Linked DNA regions of Homo sapiens: region 1 is linked to region 2. A link is an interaction called in ENCODE POLR2A ChIA-PET data of the cell type or tissue named here. Cell type or tissue: endothelial cell of umbilical vein. All regions are shown on one strand.

Region 1 (8,000 bases), 120 kb after region 2:
TAGACTATACCCTAGTGACTTTGTTTTAATGTTAATTACAAATAAAGTCACTTTCTGAGGTATTGGCGCTTAGGATTCAACATATAATTTGGGGAGGATACCATTCAGCACAAAACACTTCTGATGTTGGGAATATAGAAGATACTTATTCAGTCATTACACATTTACTGAACATCTCCTAGGTCATCGGAATGCAAAATTGAGGAAGACGTAGGCACGGTGTGGTGGCTCCTACCTGTAATCCCAGCACTTTGGGAGGCCGAGGTGGGCAGATCACCTGAGGTCAGGAGTTCGAGACCAGCCTGGCCAACATGGTGAAACCTCCTCTCTACTAAAAATACAAAAATTAGCCAGGCATGGTGGCAGGCGCCTATAGTTCCAGCTACTCAGAAGGCTGATGCAGGAGAATCGCTTGAACCTGGGAGGCAGAGTTGCAGTGAGCTGAGATCACGCCGTTGCACTCCAGCCTGGCGACAGAGCAAGATTCCTTCTCAAAGAAAAAAACAAAAGTGAGGAAGTTGTAATCCTCCCCCACGAGGAGCTGGCATTCAAGGTATGGGAGACAAATAAGCCAGCTAGTTACAAACAAACCTCTGAATAATCTTTATTATTATTCATAATCTATTCAATTATTTAAATAATAGAGAAATCTCATGGATTAAAGCAGCAGCAGTTGGGGAAGTATGTGTTTTAGGGACACTTGGGCTATAGGCTATAATCTTATGAGAGAGATATGAGAAAAGGCTTCTATGGCTACTAAATATGCAAAATGCTAGGTTAGATGGATAAACAGGGTTCTTCACTGCAAGTCTTCTCAGAGCCTTGAATATGCTATTGTGCTTTGTGAATATAGAGCTGGTGACTATGGTGTTTCCCACACATACTTGACCACATGATTCTTCTTAATGGATCATTTCAAGTAATTATGTTCCTAGGAAAACACTGGAAACTAGTGTTGAACCATGTGATCTTATTTCAAAAACCTCCGCAGAGCTAGCATAATATAATGGTTGCTAAGATAATTCATCACCCTGAGGATGGGAGCAAAGGTTTTCAGAAATTTATAGACCTCTTATGTAGATATAGCCAATCCTTCTCAAGACAGTGTGTTTCTTTCATAACGGTTGCAAGAAAATACTGATCAGTGGATTGAATTCTGTGTTTCATCCAGCAAATTTAGTGATTTTGGAATCTGGTTAAAAGCAAGTGACCTGTTCTTAAAGCAAAGTAGCATGTTTGCATCACTTCTATGAATGCAGTATTCATTGCCATATTTGAGACAATAAGCATTCGAACAGCCAGTGTTAAACTCTGCCTGAAATGCCCTTGGGAAGTTTTATACCCCATCCTGCTGTGGTTAGAAAGTATGATACACAGAATTTATTCTGGGCCTTGAAAGCATGTACATCCTGTACACTTCTGAGACACTACCACGTTAGTGATTATGTATAAACTTGAGGAAACTTGAAGCTGTGCATCAAATTCTCCTAGGAAAATCTTACAGTGAATAAATCACTTGTATTAGTAATTTAGAGTTTGAATGATATCTGAAGGCCTCTTCACTATGAGAATACTGGAAAATGCGGTGGTGGAGCGGTGGTCTTAATAGCATTAAGAGCCACAGATAAGCCAAGAGATACCTATGTGAATAGCCTGGCCCCACCTGGCTCTGATGGATTAACGGGACTGGGGAAGTTCTAGATCCTGCAAAGAAGAGTAGATTATTTATTTATTTTTGAGACAGAGTCTCACTGTGGGGTCCAGGCTAGAGTGCAGTAGCACCATCGTAACTCACTCTAACCTTGAATTCCTGGGCTCAAGGAGTCATCCCACCTCAGCCTTCTGAGTAGCTAGGACTATAGGCATGTGTCACGGCACCTGGCTAATTTTTTATTTTTTGTAGAGGTGAGATCTTGCTATGTTGCCCAGGCTGGTCTCAAATTCCTGGTCTCAAACAATCCTTCTGCTTCAACCTCCCAAAGTGTTGGAATTATGTGCACAGGCCTAACCTACTCCATGCCCAGCCTAATAGTAGTTTTATTACGGTTATTTGTTCCACCTTTTGGAAACCCATTTAGAGTAATGAAATTATAGCTAATCTGAGGCCTTGTAGAAACTCTCAAATCTGTTTACTTTCTCAAAATAGGGGAATGAAAGTTAAATTTTTCTGCAGCTTTCCAGTAACAGACTGTCCTGAGAATCACTATATTTCCTTGCATATATGTTCTTAATTATTGGGCCCCTCTCCTAATTCCTTTACCTGCAGCGTTCCATACTCAACAAATAGAGCTTAGTGATGCCCCTCCACCTCAGTGGCTCCATGAAAGAGGAGATGACACACGTACTCTCTAACCGTGGGCCAAATAACCGTGCAGGACTAAACATTAGTTCTTTTCACTTCTAAGTCTCAGAATAACGTTTTTTCTAAGCTTCCAGACTCAAATATCTCATTAAAGGTCTGTTTTGAGTTTAGGGTATTATTTGTTTGCAGAGTACATCTGTAGGGTTTGATGAGTTCCTCTCTTCTGCCTCAGTAATGGCTCAGTTTCAAAAATGAATGTAGAGACTCCTGTATTTCTTAAAGGTTTTACATTCTTTTCAGATTAACAGCCATACAGAATAGCCGTTATTCCATTGTTGTCATTGATTATAACCTTACTTGGGGTTACTCCCTGTTCAGAGAGAAAGCCCAGCACTTTCTATTCAAAAGTCTATTAGGAACAAGCAGTGTTGGGCAGTGGGTGGATCTCAGGGATGGATGCAAACTTGCCTCTGCAGTGGTGAGCCCATGTTCTCTTCCAATCCACTAAGCTCAGCCAACAGATGTTCTTAGTATTTGGCTGGTAAAAGGAAATGCAGTTTATCATTTAAAAACTGCACATTGTTGACCAGTGTTCAAGCAATAGTGTCTGGGTGGAACTTTTTTTTTTTTTTTACAGATTGCAGGCATTTCCTGATATTTCAGAGGTGAGAAAGAAGGCAGATTTGAGAGTATTTTAAGGAATACCATTGTGGTATATGCTGTTTCTCGGAGGAATAACCTTGTAGTTGAGTCAGTCCCAAGCATGAATCCACAAGACACTGTTGTTTTTATTGAGATCATATGCAAGAGCTGTTGTTTACTTAAGTTATCCTTATTTAATTGGAGCAGCTGTGAAATGTATTTGGTTCACCCATCCAAGCTGGGAGCAAACTTTTCATTAGAAAATTTCATTGATGACTAGAGTTGCTGTTTTTCTCTTGAATCAAGCCTTCCAATTTTACATATAAATAAGTAAACGGTGACTTTCAAAGCTGCAGGTTTTGTTTTATAGATGTAACTCGTTGTCACCCAAGGCAGTTGTCATCAGACAACTGAATGTTTCTTTGGGCAGCTAATTAAGGTGCTTATTGCAAACAACTTGGTGTGTCTTCTGCCCAAACCAGAATGTCTTAAAGCATTGCAAGATCACTTTCCTGGGGGAGAGTGATACTCTAAGTCATACCAAATTGGGATGTAGCACTTTTGTTTGGCAGAGCTAAAACCATTTAAATGTGTAGAAACTTTTACCAGAAAGAATGTGTCCTAATATAACCTTTAAATGTATTAAGTGAAGAAAAAAGGGGGAGCTGATCATATTACATTTAAATGATTTGTTTTCCACCTCTGGGTCATGAGTTCTTTGAGGATAGGGATGCCTGTTATCAGCTGGTAATGGCTCATGTAGTTCAGCTTGAATAACATTCTCAGCAGTTTTGAGGGGCTTTTTCAATAACCATGAAGTGAAGTTTTACATATGATTTATTACAACTTTAAAACTTTAGTTACAGATTTATAGGATATGAGTATAATTTGGCTGTATGCCTGTCACAATCTTGTGAAGAAGGAAAGACATGTTTTCCTCTTTTTTTTTTTATAAGAGGAAGGAAACAGGAACAGAAAGCGTACATGATATTATCAAAGCTGCCACTAAGATTACTTATAAAAGGAGGAATCTAAGATTCTGACTGCCATCAGACATTTTGTCAAAAAGAATAAACTTAAATTGCCTTTAAGTCTTTGGAATTACCTGTGAATTATGGGAAGAAATGAATTCTGATAGGCTTGTCAATTTTAAACTTGCTAAAATTTAGACAAGTAGAATGATGCCAAATTAGAATTTTATAAATAATGTTCTAATTTTAATATATTGACTTTTAATTATATTTGAAGTTCATTATTTTGCAATTTCTGCCTGCTTCTACTTATGAAATATTTGGATGATAACAATTCTACTTCCCTTGCAGAATTGGAGTAGATTAGGTATAATGCATATGGAAGCAGCTGGAGAAATATAAAGCATGTCAACATTTCTTATTTCTGAGTAGTGGACACAGTGATGTCACATGTTTAGCCTCAGTATGTTGTTTGGATTTAAACATTTTCTTTTACAGCTGAAAAATAAAAAGTATAGTAATATAAGGCATTATTATGTTAACTTTACTTGGGTATATTGTACATGCACTAAAATTCACTCACTATAGTATATAATGGAATGATTTTGAAAAAATGTATAGAGTTGTGCCACAAACACTGCAATTGAGTTTTGGAAAAATTCAACCAACCCCCAAATTTCTCCAAGCATATTGGTAGTAAGCCTCAATCTGAGCAATCACTGATAGGCTGTCTTGCATTTTCTGGATACTTCATATGAATGTAATCACATAATATGTTGTCTTTTGTTTATAGATTCTTTCACTTTACATAATGTTTTGAAGTCCATCCACACTGTAGCACCTGTCAGTAGTTCATTCCACTTTATTGCTGAATATTCCATTGTGTGGACATGCCACATTTACCTGTCCATGTTAAAAGAATGGACATTTGGATTCTTTCCATTATTTGGCTATTACGAATAATACTGCTGCGACTATTAGTGTGCAAGTCTTTTGTGAACATTTGTTTTTATTTCTCTTAGATTTCTAGAAGTGGAATTGCTGGGTCTTACATCATGTATGTGTGTAATTTTTAATAAACTGCCAATTTGTTACCCAAGGTGGCTATGCCAATTTTCACCAGAAATGTATGTGGTCTGGTTTCTCCACATCCTCATCAGCATTTGATATTGTCTTTTTATTTTAGTCATTTTAATGAATGTGTAATGGTATCTCATTGTGGTTCTACTTCACATTCCCTAATGAAAAATGATTTCAAGGGCTTATTGGCCATTCTTACTGCTTCTTTGGTAAAATATCTATTAAATTATTTTCCATTTTTTGAATTTACTTTTCTACTTATTATTTGGTTGTAGGAGTTCTTTATGTATTCCAGATATAAGTCCTTCATCAGATATGATTTACAAAGTAGTTTCTTACTGTCTGTGGTCTGTCTTTTCATTTTCTTATTGGAATCTTTTGAATTGAAAAGTTTTTTAGCTTCAAGTCCAGTTTATCAGTTTTTAAATTTCATGATTTGTGATTTTTGATGTCAAGACATTATTAAGTGTTTTTATTACTATATTTGTTTAGTTCATTCCTACTAACTTCTGTTGTGACAACTGAAAAATGAAACAATGAAGTGAGATATGAAAGATGTTTTGGGAAAAACTTTCTTTCTAGAAAATATTAAGAGAAAGAAGCCCAAACTGGTAGTTCAAGTGAATGATTGTGAACTCTGTTATCACCTGGGATCAGTGGGTACCTGGGAACATGGTGGTGCCTTAGCACCATGCTAGTCTCTTATAAGGAATAAGTCTTTTTATTAACATTGGCTTACCTGAGAAAAATGATAAAACTTTTGTGGGAAAAAAAATCCACCACATGAAGTCACTCGAATTAACTCATTAACACTCTTATGTTCTATCTAGGTCTAATACATGTGAGGTTACTTTTATACAGAGCAAAATACTGAGCTTAACACCTTGCATAGGTCATTTGATTAGAATGTATTGGCAAGAAGTCTGTGTTTTAAAAATCATCAAGCTTTGTATTGTTTGCATAGATATTAAAGAAGAAAGAAACATATTAAAGATATTCGAAGCTTTCTTTTCTAAAGTAAGGTATTCTATGATTTGATTTAACTTCACCTCCTGCATGTCTTACACAAGACTGTAGATTTTTTTTTTTCTGTTAAAAAGCACCCTGGTATTAATCCCAGCATTGACTTATGCCATGCTAGAGAGGTCAGGAAGGAAGCTGCTACAGAGAAGAAAAAATATATCCTCTCATTGCATCTTCTCCCTTATCCTTCCTATGCCCATGTCACAACTGGTCTGACTCCTTGGTCTTTGGGTGAGGGCTTTGAGCTAACTTTGATTTGATTTCTAGCTCTTCTAGTTACTAGCTGAATAACTTTGGACAGGCTATTCAGTCTTCTTAAGCCTGTAATTTTATTGTCGGTGAAATGTGATACTGATACTTATCAGTACTGGGTTGTTTCAGGAAGGAGGGAAAATATTCATAAATTGCCTAACATTGTGCTTAGCATATGGTAGGTGCTTTATAGGGGATTTCTGCTGTTACTATTATTGTTAATGTTATTTTCTAGATTCTTTATGATCCATAGAACTCTTACATATAGAAATAAGAGGAAGAATAATCACATTGTAGCTGGAACAAACAGGCTAAGCATGACAATGAAACTTTAATTTGCAAAAAGGTTTATTTTTCCCTAATGACCAACTAATTCATGCCCTTTCTTGTAATATATATTTTTCTTATATCATCAGAATAGAAACGAAAAAGTTTAGTTGGAGACAAAAAGACCCTAGTATGAATGTGGCCTATAAATTGAGCAATTTGAGTCTTCTGTAAAAGCTGTAAGGTGTTCTGAGGTCTGCAGAATTCCCATATTTTTTTTCTCTACTGAAGGACTCTGAAAAATTCCACAGTCAGAAGAGCTAAGACTCAGATGTTTGCTTTTTTTGAAATATCACTTCATTTCTGACATTGAATATGTAGCATTTTAAAGCCTAAACATGAAATTTTATCTCTATTTATTATCAAACGGTGCTAAGATCTTGTAGCTTTAACATAAAATCTAGTTAAAATCATATTGTAATAGTCAAGGTTCAAACATCATTAGGTATCCTAGACATGAAGTGAAAAATTTCTCTTGATATCTATGTATCATTCATTATTAAAGTCAGTAATTTAATAACAGCTGCTTAAAGGATTGGTTTTTCTGTGTCTTTCAGATTAATTTTACTGAAAATATAGAAAACTGTAAGATAAAATGACTCTGTTCTGTGTGTTCTCATGCTTAAAATTCTTAATTTCTCTCCAACATCTATTTTCGCCTTATAATTACACATCTAAATTTCTGAGCTCAAGTACAGATTCATCCACACTAACAGAAATAGGAATCTCCCCTGTAGCTGAACTACTGCCTCGTATTAAATATTATAAGGCATTTCATTAGTTCTTATGTCTACCATTAAAAATACTGCAAAGATATCTTGACAACTAAGCCACTTTATGTGGTTAAAAATTCCCAATTTGTATGAATTTAATGCGTAGGCAGTCTTAAAATTAGTTAATGTAACACGTGTTTCACCCAAGCAGGAGCAGGCCTTGTACAGGTGCCACTCTACAGAAGGGTTGCAGGTGTTGCTTACCTGGTCTGCACACTTGAGGCACAGAATCTGAATAGTGATTTCCACTTGGCTGCATCTCCACTTGGCTCAGGTGGCTTTCCTTAAGGATACCTAAAAGAGTTACCTTAATATTGAAAAGAATGGGGCCAACATATATTGACTAGGCACAATATACAATGGATGGGAGAATTGCGGTATTTTATTGACAAAAATGACTAAAATTATTAAGCCTACATTTGGTATGGAATGGTAAAGAAGTATGCTAGATAGCTTAAATGTAAAAACATACTTAGAAAATTAAAATGAAAATATAATGTGATTTTGATTTATATTCAGATCCCCTGTCTAAGAAATGGGTGAGCCTCAGCCTCACTTGGGTTCATCTAGTCTTGTTGCTTTTCTTTCCTTATTCACCTGCCTTCTGTTTCTCCCTGGCTCTCTTCTCTG
Region 2 (8,000 bases):
AATATCGATGTGAAAATCCTCAATAAAATACTGGCAAACTGAACCCAGCAGCACATTAAAAGCTTATCCACCACAATCAAGTTGGCTTCATCCCTGGGATGTAAGTCCAGTTCAACATATGCAAATCAATAAACATAATCCATCACATAAACAGAACCAATGACAAAAAACACATGATTATCGCAATGGATGCAGAAAAGCCCTTCGATAAAATTCAACACCTCTTTATGCTAAAAACACTCAATAAAATAGGTATTGATGGAACATATCTCAAAATAATAAGAGCTATTTATGACAAACCCATAGCCAATATCATACTAAATGGGAGAAAGCTGGAAGCATTCCCTTTGAAAACCGGCACAAGACAAGGATGCCCTCTCTCACCACTCCTATTCAACATAGTACTGGAAGTTCTGGCCAGGTCAATCAGGCAAGAGAAAGAAATAAAGATATTCAAATAGGAAGAGAGGAAGTCAAATTATCTGTTTGTAGATGACATGATTGTATATTTAGAAAACACCATCGTCTCAGCCCAAAAACTCCTTAAGCTGATAAGCAACTTCAGCAAAGTCTCAGGATACAAAATCTATGTGCAAAAATCACAGGCATTCCTATACATCAAAAATAGACAAACAGAGAGCCAAATCATGAGCAAACTCCCTTTCACAATTGCTACAAAGAGAATAAAATACCTTGGAATACAACTTACAAGGGATGTGAAGGACCTCTTCGAGGAGAACTACAAACCACTGCTGAAGGAAATAAGAGAGGACACAAACAAATGGAAGAACATTCCATGCTCATGGATAGGAAGAACGAATATCGTCAAAATGGCCATCCTGCCCAAAGTAATTGATAGATTCAATGCTACACCCCTTAAGCTAGCATTGACTTTCTTCACAGAATTAGAAAAAACTACTTTAAATTTCGTATGGAACCAAAAAGGAGCCCATATAGCCAAGACAATCCTAAGCAGAAAAAACAAAGCTGGAAGCATCATGCTACCTGACTTCAAACTATACTACAAGGCTACAGTAATGAAAACAGCATAGTACTGGTACCAAAACAGATATATAGACCAATGGAACAGAACAGAGGCCTCAGAAATAACACCACACATCTACAACCATCTGATCTTTGACAAACCTAACAAACACAAGCAATCGGAAAAGGATTCCCTATTTAATAAATGGTGTTGGGAAAACTGGCTAGCCATAATGCAAAAAACTGACACTGGACCTCTTCCTTACACCTCATACAGAAATTAACTCAAGATGGATTAAAGATTTAAATGTAAGACCTAAAACCATAAAAACCCTAGAAGAAAACCTAGGCAATACCATTCAGGACATAGGCATGGGCAAAGACTTTATGACTAAAACACAAAAAGCAATTGCAAAAAAAGCCAAAATTGAGAAATGGGATCTAATTAAACTAAAGAGCTTCTGCAGAGCAAAAGAAACTAACATCGGAGTGAACAGGCAACCTACAGAGTTGGAGAAATTTTTTGCAATCTATCCATCTGACAAGGAACTAATATCCAGAATCTACAAGGAACTTAAACAAATTTACAAGAAAAAAACAAACAACCCCATCAAAAAGTGGGCAAAAGATATGAACAGACACTTCTCAAAAGAAGACGTTTATGCAGCCAACAGACACATAAAAAAATGCTCATCATCTCTGGTCATTAGAGAAATGCAAATTGAAACCTCAGTGAGATACCATCTCACACCAGTCAGAATGGCGATCATTAAAATATCAGGAAACAACAGATGCTGGAGAGGATGTGGAGAAACAGGAATGCTTTTACACTGTTGGTGGGAGTGTAAATTAGTTCAACCATTGTGCAAGACAGTGTGGTGATTCCTCAAGGATCTAGAACCAGAAATACCATTTGACCCAGCAATCCCATTACTGGGTATATGCCCAATGGATTATAAATCATTCTACACATGCACATGTATGTTTATTGCAGCGCTATCCACAATAGCAAAGACTTGGAACCAACCCAAATGTCCCTAAATGTTAGACTGGATAAAGAAAATGTAGCACATATACACCATGGAAAACTATGCAGCCATAAAAATGAATGAATTCATGTCCTTTGCAGGGACATGAATGAAGCTGGAAACCATCATTCTCAGCAAACTAACACAGGAACAGAAAACCAAACACCACATGTTCTCACTTGTAAGTGGGAGTTGAACAATGAGAACACATGGGCACAGGGAGGGGAACATCACACACCAGAGCCTGTCAGGGGGTGGGGAGCAAGGGGAGAGATAGCATTAGGAGAAATACCTAATGTAGATGATGGGTTGATGGGTGCAGCAAACCACCATGGCACATGTATACCTATGTCATAAACCTGCATGTTCTACACATGTATTTCAGAACTTAAAGTATAAAAAAAGTTTTACTTCTTTCTTTCCAAAAAAAAAAAGAATGCTAACCTCCAACACCCACTGTATATGTGTGGTGTCTATTTACATGTGTTGACTTCTAGTGTGATTTATTTACTTAAGTTGACTTTCTGTGTAGCTTAATAATTAATGTGGTTATACATAAAATATACACATTTTGAAGAAAAATTTTCAAAGTCAATAACCCTATCTTCTTTGATTCTTAGACTCTTTTATTTTTAGGTTGTCTTTTGCACTTTCTTATTTTTTCCCCTTACAACATAGAAACTCTGGCCTAATATAAAGTGCTTGATCCTTGCAAGTTACCAGCTTGCCCTTTTGTTGGCTGTCTCCTTTATGCAGCAATATAAAGAGAATACAACCACAGTGAGCTAATTTTTACCTAATTTCCTTCTCCTGGGGAACAAGACAAGGGAATGTAGTTTGACCTCAATAAAACAAAATGGATTTGTACTAATGGCATACTAGAGAAAATCCATTAAAGTCGTTTCAGATGATAAAAAAATTTGTTGAGATTTTTTAGACCATATTAAGGTTTTTAACAGAAATAACTTTAATTTTCTTATCATTGAAATAAAATTAAAGTGCAATTTTTTCTCATTTATCTGGCTGGAAAAAAGTGCAAAGGTTTGAGTTAACTGATCTACCGAGCTGAACACACACAAATACAAGTGAAGCTTTTGAAGATGCTAGGGCAATTTATCCAAGACACAGATTCATCTAAGGCCATTCTGTATTAGTACTTTTTGAACCTAAAGAAGCAGTATATTGGGGAAGGAAGAGTCATACTTTAGGACTAAGGTTTCTTAGAGGTCCCAGATAAAAGCAAGCAAACAAACATGTAAATATTGGTCATATTTTGTAAGATGAGGGGATAAGATAATTAGAAAGAAATACTTTGTGGTCGTTGCCACTGGGGGACATTTTAATGGATTTTTCTATTCAGTGGGAGATAAAGTTCATATTTAGCTCCCTTTCTCCTGCCGAAGAGAATGTTTCAAGCACCCTCTACTTACTACAGGGCAGGAAAGCACATGAGGCCAACTCACAGCAGAGGATGTCAGACTTAGAGAAAAGCCATTCCTGGTTAATAACTAATTCGTGGCAGGCATTTTACGAAGCACAATGGTTGGAGAAAATATTCTTAGGAATAATAAACAAATACATTAATTATAAGTCGAATCAACTTTCAGCAAGTCCATAAATAGAGATTGAAAATAATATCTTTGATGCAAAGAAATAACATCTCAGAGGAATGTGGGGTCAGGAGATGTGGACACTATGGCCGAAACTGGCTAGCTATTTCAAATTTTCTTTTTTTTTTTTTTTTTGGTATTTTGCTTTTCTAAACTTCCTAACCCCCCTTGCATGTGACTGAGTTATGACCAATGGAATGTGAGAAAAGAGACACAGGCCACTTTCAGGCCTTGGCCCATACCTATCTCAAGAGAGCCTTTAGGGTGTACAAACAGGATATTTATTGGGCCTGAGCACAAAGGCAAGTCAGAGGAAAATATATTTTCATACACAGGTTTATAAATATTTTCCTTCAAGTCCAAATGTTGAAGCAACCTTTGTGCTACGGGCATTTTTGAATGTGAGATTGAGCTTTTGCTGCTTGAAAGGAAGAATGAGTCATTTTAAACAAATGACCTAGCAAAACACCAGGGATCTTGATATAGAATCATCAAATCAACTTGTACCTGACTACTTTGCTCTCCAACAAAATTGCATAATTTTTCTTCTTTAAAGCCAATATTAATTAGATTTCCCTTTGACTTCTGTTAGTGTTCTCCTCCAATGTCTTTACTGGAAAGAAACATTTCTCTATATCTTGTAATTTTCCTTGCATAGGATTTCCACACTGAAGTTTGTTCTTTATGTAGGTTAAAGAACATAAAAACTTTAAAACTTTTAGTTTCTTGAATAAATACATGTATTGAACACTATGTGACAGAGGATGTACTGATGAGCACAAAAAAGTTATGGTTTTTGCCTTATGGAATGGGGAAGATGATATTCATCAAAGAATCACACAAATATAGTAAAATTACTACTTTGATCAGTGTAGTTACGGAGAAACAAATGACAAAATGAGACCTGATAAGACCTGGTATATTAGTCCATTCTCATGTGGCTAATAAAGACATACCTGAGACCGGGTAATTTATAAAGGAAAGAAGTTTAATAGACTCACAGTTCCATATGGCTGGGGAGGCCTCACAATCATGGCAGAGGATGAAGGAAGAGCAAAGTCACATCTTACATAGTGGCAGGCCAGAGAGCTTGTACAGGGGAACTCTCATTTCTAAAACCATCAGATCTCATGATACTTATTCACTACCAGGAGAACAGTATGGGGAAAATTGCTTTCATGATTTAATTATCTCCACCTGGCCCTGCCCTTGACACGTGGGGATTATTACAATTCAAGGTGAGATGTGGGTGGGGACACAGCCAAACCATATCACCTGGTAAGAGCTTTCCTGAGGAACATGATCATGGAGCTGGAATTTAATGGAAGAGTATCCTTAACCAATTAAAGAGTAGTGTACCTCTGGGGGTAAGAAGTGGGGATAGATTTTCAGCATATTAGAAATACCTATGGTAGGTAGAAGCAAAGACTGTGGAGAAATCAGAAGTAGGCAGGTATGGGGTATGGTGGATCACAGAGAATTGGGGAAGGAACAGCAAGATGTCCTTGAAGGGAAGGAGATTGTGAGAGCATGTGGTACCAAGGTGTAGAGGCACAGGTTTGTTTTTTTCCCCCAATAATAATGAAAAGCCATTGACATAATTAAGAAGGGATTTGAAGTTGGAAGGTCCATTTAGAATGATATAATTTGTCTTTGGCTTATTTTTTTCAGTTCAAGTTAATACTTATCGGAAAATTAATTATGGTATTTTCTGTCATTACATACAGGGAAACACATTAAAGTATCCAAATAGGAGCTATGCAAGACATCAAAAATAGGGTCAATTTTACTCTCCACAGGAACACGAGTATTGTGTTTTCAGAAACAATAGGATTCTGAATTGAAGGATGAATGCACAATTTGCACATAATGAAACCTTCTCCCAAACAGAGAGAAATCAGCCTATTCTAAAGGTATTAATTGCTTCTGTGAAGGGACCTTTGAGGTCTTTTTATTATTATTTTGCATAAGATCTTTCAGCTTGATGAGAGACTGAGTGTTGGATCTAAAAAACACTTTGAAGATGGTAATATTATATTCCCAGTGGATTGCAAGCCACAGTTTCCATTAAATTATGTAAAATGACATATCAGAGAAGCCTACTGTTCAGAGTGATCTATACCCACAGATTAAATTTTTAAAATCTGTTCATGTGCAGTAGAGAAAAGGGATTGAATCATGAATTGTTGATATTTCACACCCAAGAAAATGCACTTTTAATTTATCAGTTGCCTAAATGGAATGAAAATGTAAGCAGGGATTGGAATCTTATGATGCATGATTTCTACTTAGGAAGAGAAAGTAGAGGGCTTCATTTCTTTGAGAGTTTCAGCCTTAGCAAAGGACTTTGGTTGATATCAGGGACAATGACCTGGCAAAATGAATGTCTTCAAATCTAATGCCTAAAACCATACAAACAGGTGGCAATGCTTGGGAACACCACAGCAATAAGATTAACAAAGAACCAAAGAGAAGAGCCTGACACTATCAGGGACCATCTGGAATTGTGTGCATAAACAAGAGGTGATTGATCTTCTTTTACTTATTTTTTGAACATTTGTTTATGTGTGTGGTGCATAGTTTGTTTTCTTCTTCTTATTCCCTAAACTAATTTATATGTCCACATTCTGTTTTTCCTCAAATGCTGTTATCATATATGCAAATAAGGTGCTTATATTTTTCATGTAAATGATTTTTCAGAACTTCTATCCATTACCCCACAAAGAGTGAAAATCTGGTTTTTAAGCCTGTGCTATTTGAGAAGGGGAATGTGTTCAAAGTCACCTTTGGATTAGCTTTTAGTTTCTTGACAGACTTTATCCCAAGGGACCTTTTACTCATTAGTCACAGTAGGTTCTCTCCTGCATTCAAGGACTCAGAACTCTCTCTTTGGTAATATAAGGTATTGTCAGATAAAATTTCTGTTCTTTTCCTTTAAAGGTTTGTATTGAGCATAGACCGATGGAATCCTAGCCTTTCTGAATTGAACAAAATCTTAGAGGTTATCTTGTCCAGTCTTCTGGTTTTAAAAATGAGGAAAATAAGGTTTTAGTATATACTGCCTAATGAAAAGACCTGTGATCCTGAAGCCAAAAGACTTGGCTTGGATCCACCCACCCATTCATTCATTCATTCAGTCATTCACCATCGACTGTCTGCCTGGGTTTTAGTCTGCAGGATGCTTGGCAGTGAGGGTATTAAAGCAAGAAGGTAATAGTCTCTCTTTTCCAGAAGCCAAAAACTAAGGGATGAGAAAGACACACTAATCTGGGTGATCCTAGACAAATAAGGGAAACAGAGAGATTCTGTTTCCTTGTCTTTTAATTGGCAGTAACAGTAATAGTAACAATAACAATCTCCTAGGGTCAAACTGAGGAGGTGGGAAAAAAAAAATGAGGTTGACATAAAGCTCCTTTTGGGTATCCCAGATAGGTAACTAAGAAGCATCTGCTTAACAAAGTCTTTTTTTCCCCCCCGAAACAAGGGGTGGAGCTGAAAAATATACTTGGGAAAGATCTCTAGGGAAAAGCTGGTGGTCTTTCACCCTCCTCTTCCACAGTGAATAGAGAAGAGATTGCCACTGTGTTGTGAATCTCTCCCGTTTTTTGCCTCTTGTCTCTTGCCAATGGTTAGAGCTGGGGTTACTTCAGTGCTTTGGAAGTTTCTTTAGGAAGAAGACCATTGGTTTTGCTGTAGAGGGAATGGAGCTGGGTTTGAATTCTGGTTGCACTTATCAGCTGTTTGACTTTGGGCAATATTTAGTATTTCCTGAAATCTGTTTGCTATCATAAAATGGGGTATTGGAGCATCTGCATGCTTTGGCTAGAAGAGATAGATACGTGAATTATTTCTCTTAGCCCTGCCAGTAACTCTCTTTTATTTAGCTGGGGTCGATTTGAGAGAAGGCCTAAAATATCATCTGATACTTCTTAAATTTCCACCAGCTATGGAGTATAAAATTACACAAACATTGGGAAATTCTTCTCCTATGAAATAAATACACACTCCCTTATGATCCAGATTGATCCCCCCGCAAATAAAAGTATGTTCACACAAAAACTTCACATGAATGTTCAGAGGAGCTTTATTCACAATATCCTTAAACTGGAAACAACCCAAATTCACCTGCCTATCAACAGGATAGAATGGATAAACAAATGGTATATCCATACAATGGTATACTATTAGACAGTAAAAAGTAAAATACTGACTGCATTTGAAACAACATAGATGAATCTCAGACATACGGTATTAAGTGGGAAAAATAGACACAAAAAAGTACTGTATGATGCCATCTATATGAACTTCCACAACAGGAAAAACTGATTTCTGCTGATAGAAATCAGAATAGTGGTTGTTTCTGGGAAGTTTAGAATGG

What was found. ChIA-PET counts read pairs that join two places held together with the same protein. Peaks named below come from ENCODE experiments on the same cell type or tissue, not always from the same donor. Only the 100,000 strongest peaks of a DNase experiment are listed, where the experiment ranks them.
Region 1: POLR2A ChIA-PET joins it to region 2 with 6 read pairs; 2 of 35 experiments call an interaction of 5 or more read pairs at or near these places.

Annotation. Positions count from the first base shown.
Region 1 is chr12:77,405,442-77,413,441 of GRCh38, forward strand. No RefSeq gene overlaps it. Among named protein-coding and RNA genes, the nearest start is that of LINC02464, 92 kb to the left of the region's middle. In endothelial cell of umbilical vein, no CTCF peak of the experiment used is centred here; a DNase peak (open chromatin) is centred at 3,730.
Region 2 is chr12:77,290,273-77,298,272 of GRCh38, forward strand. The region is part of intron 2 of LINC02464 (long intergenic non-protein coding RNA 2464); the gene reads right to left. Among named protein-coding and RNA genes, the nearest start is that of LINC02464, 23 kb to the right of the region's middle. In endothelial cell of umbilical vein, no CTCF peak of the experiment used is centred here; a DNase peak (open chromatin) is centred at 4,009; H3K27ac peaks cover 312 bases.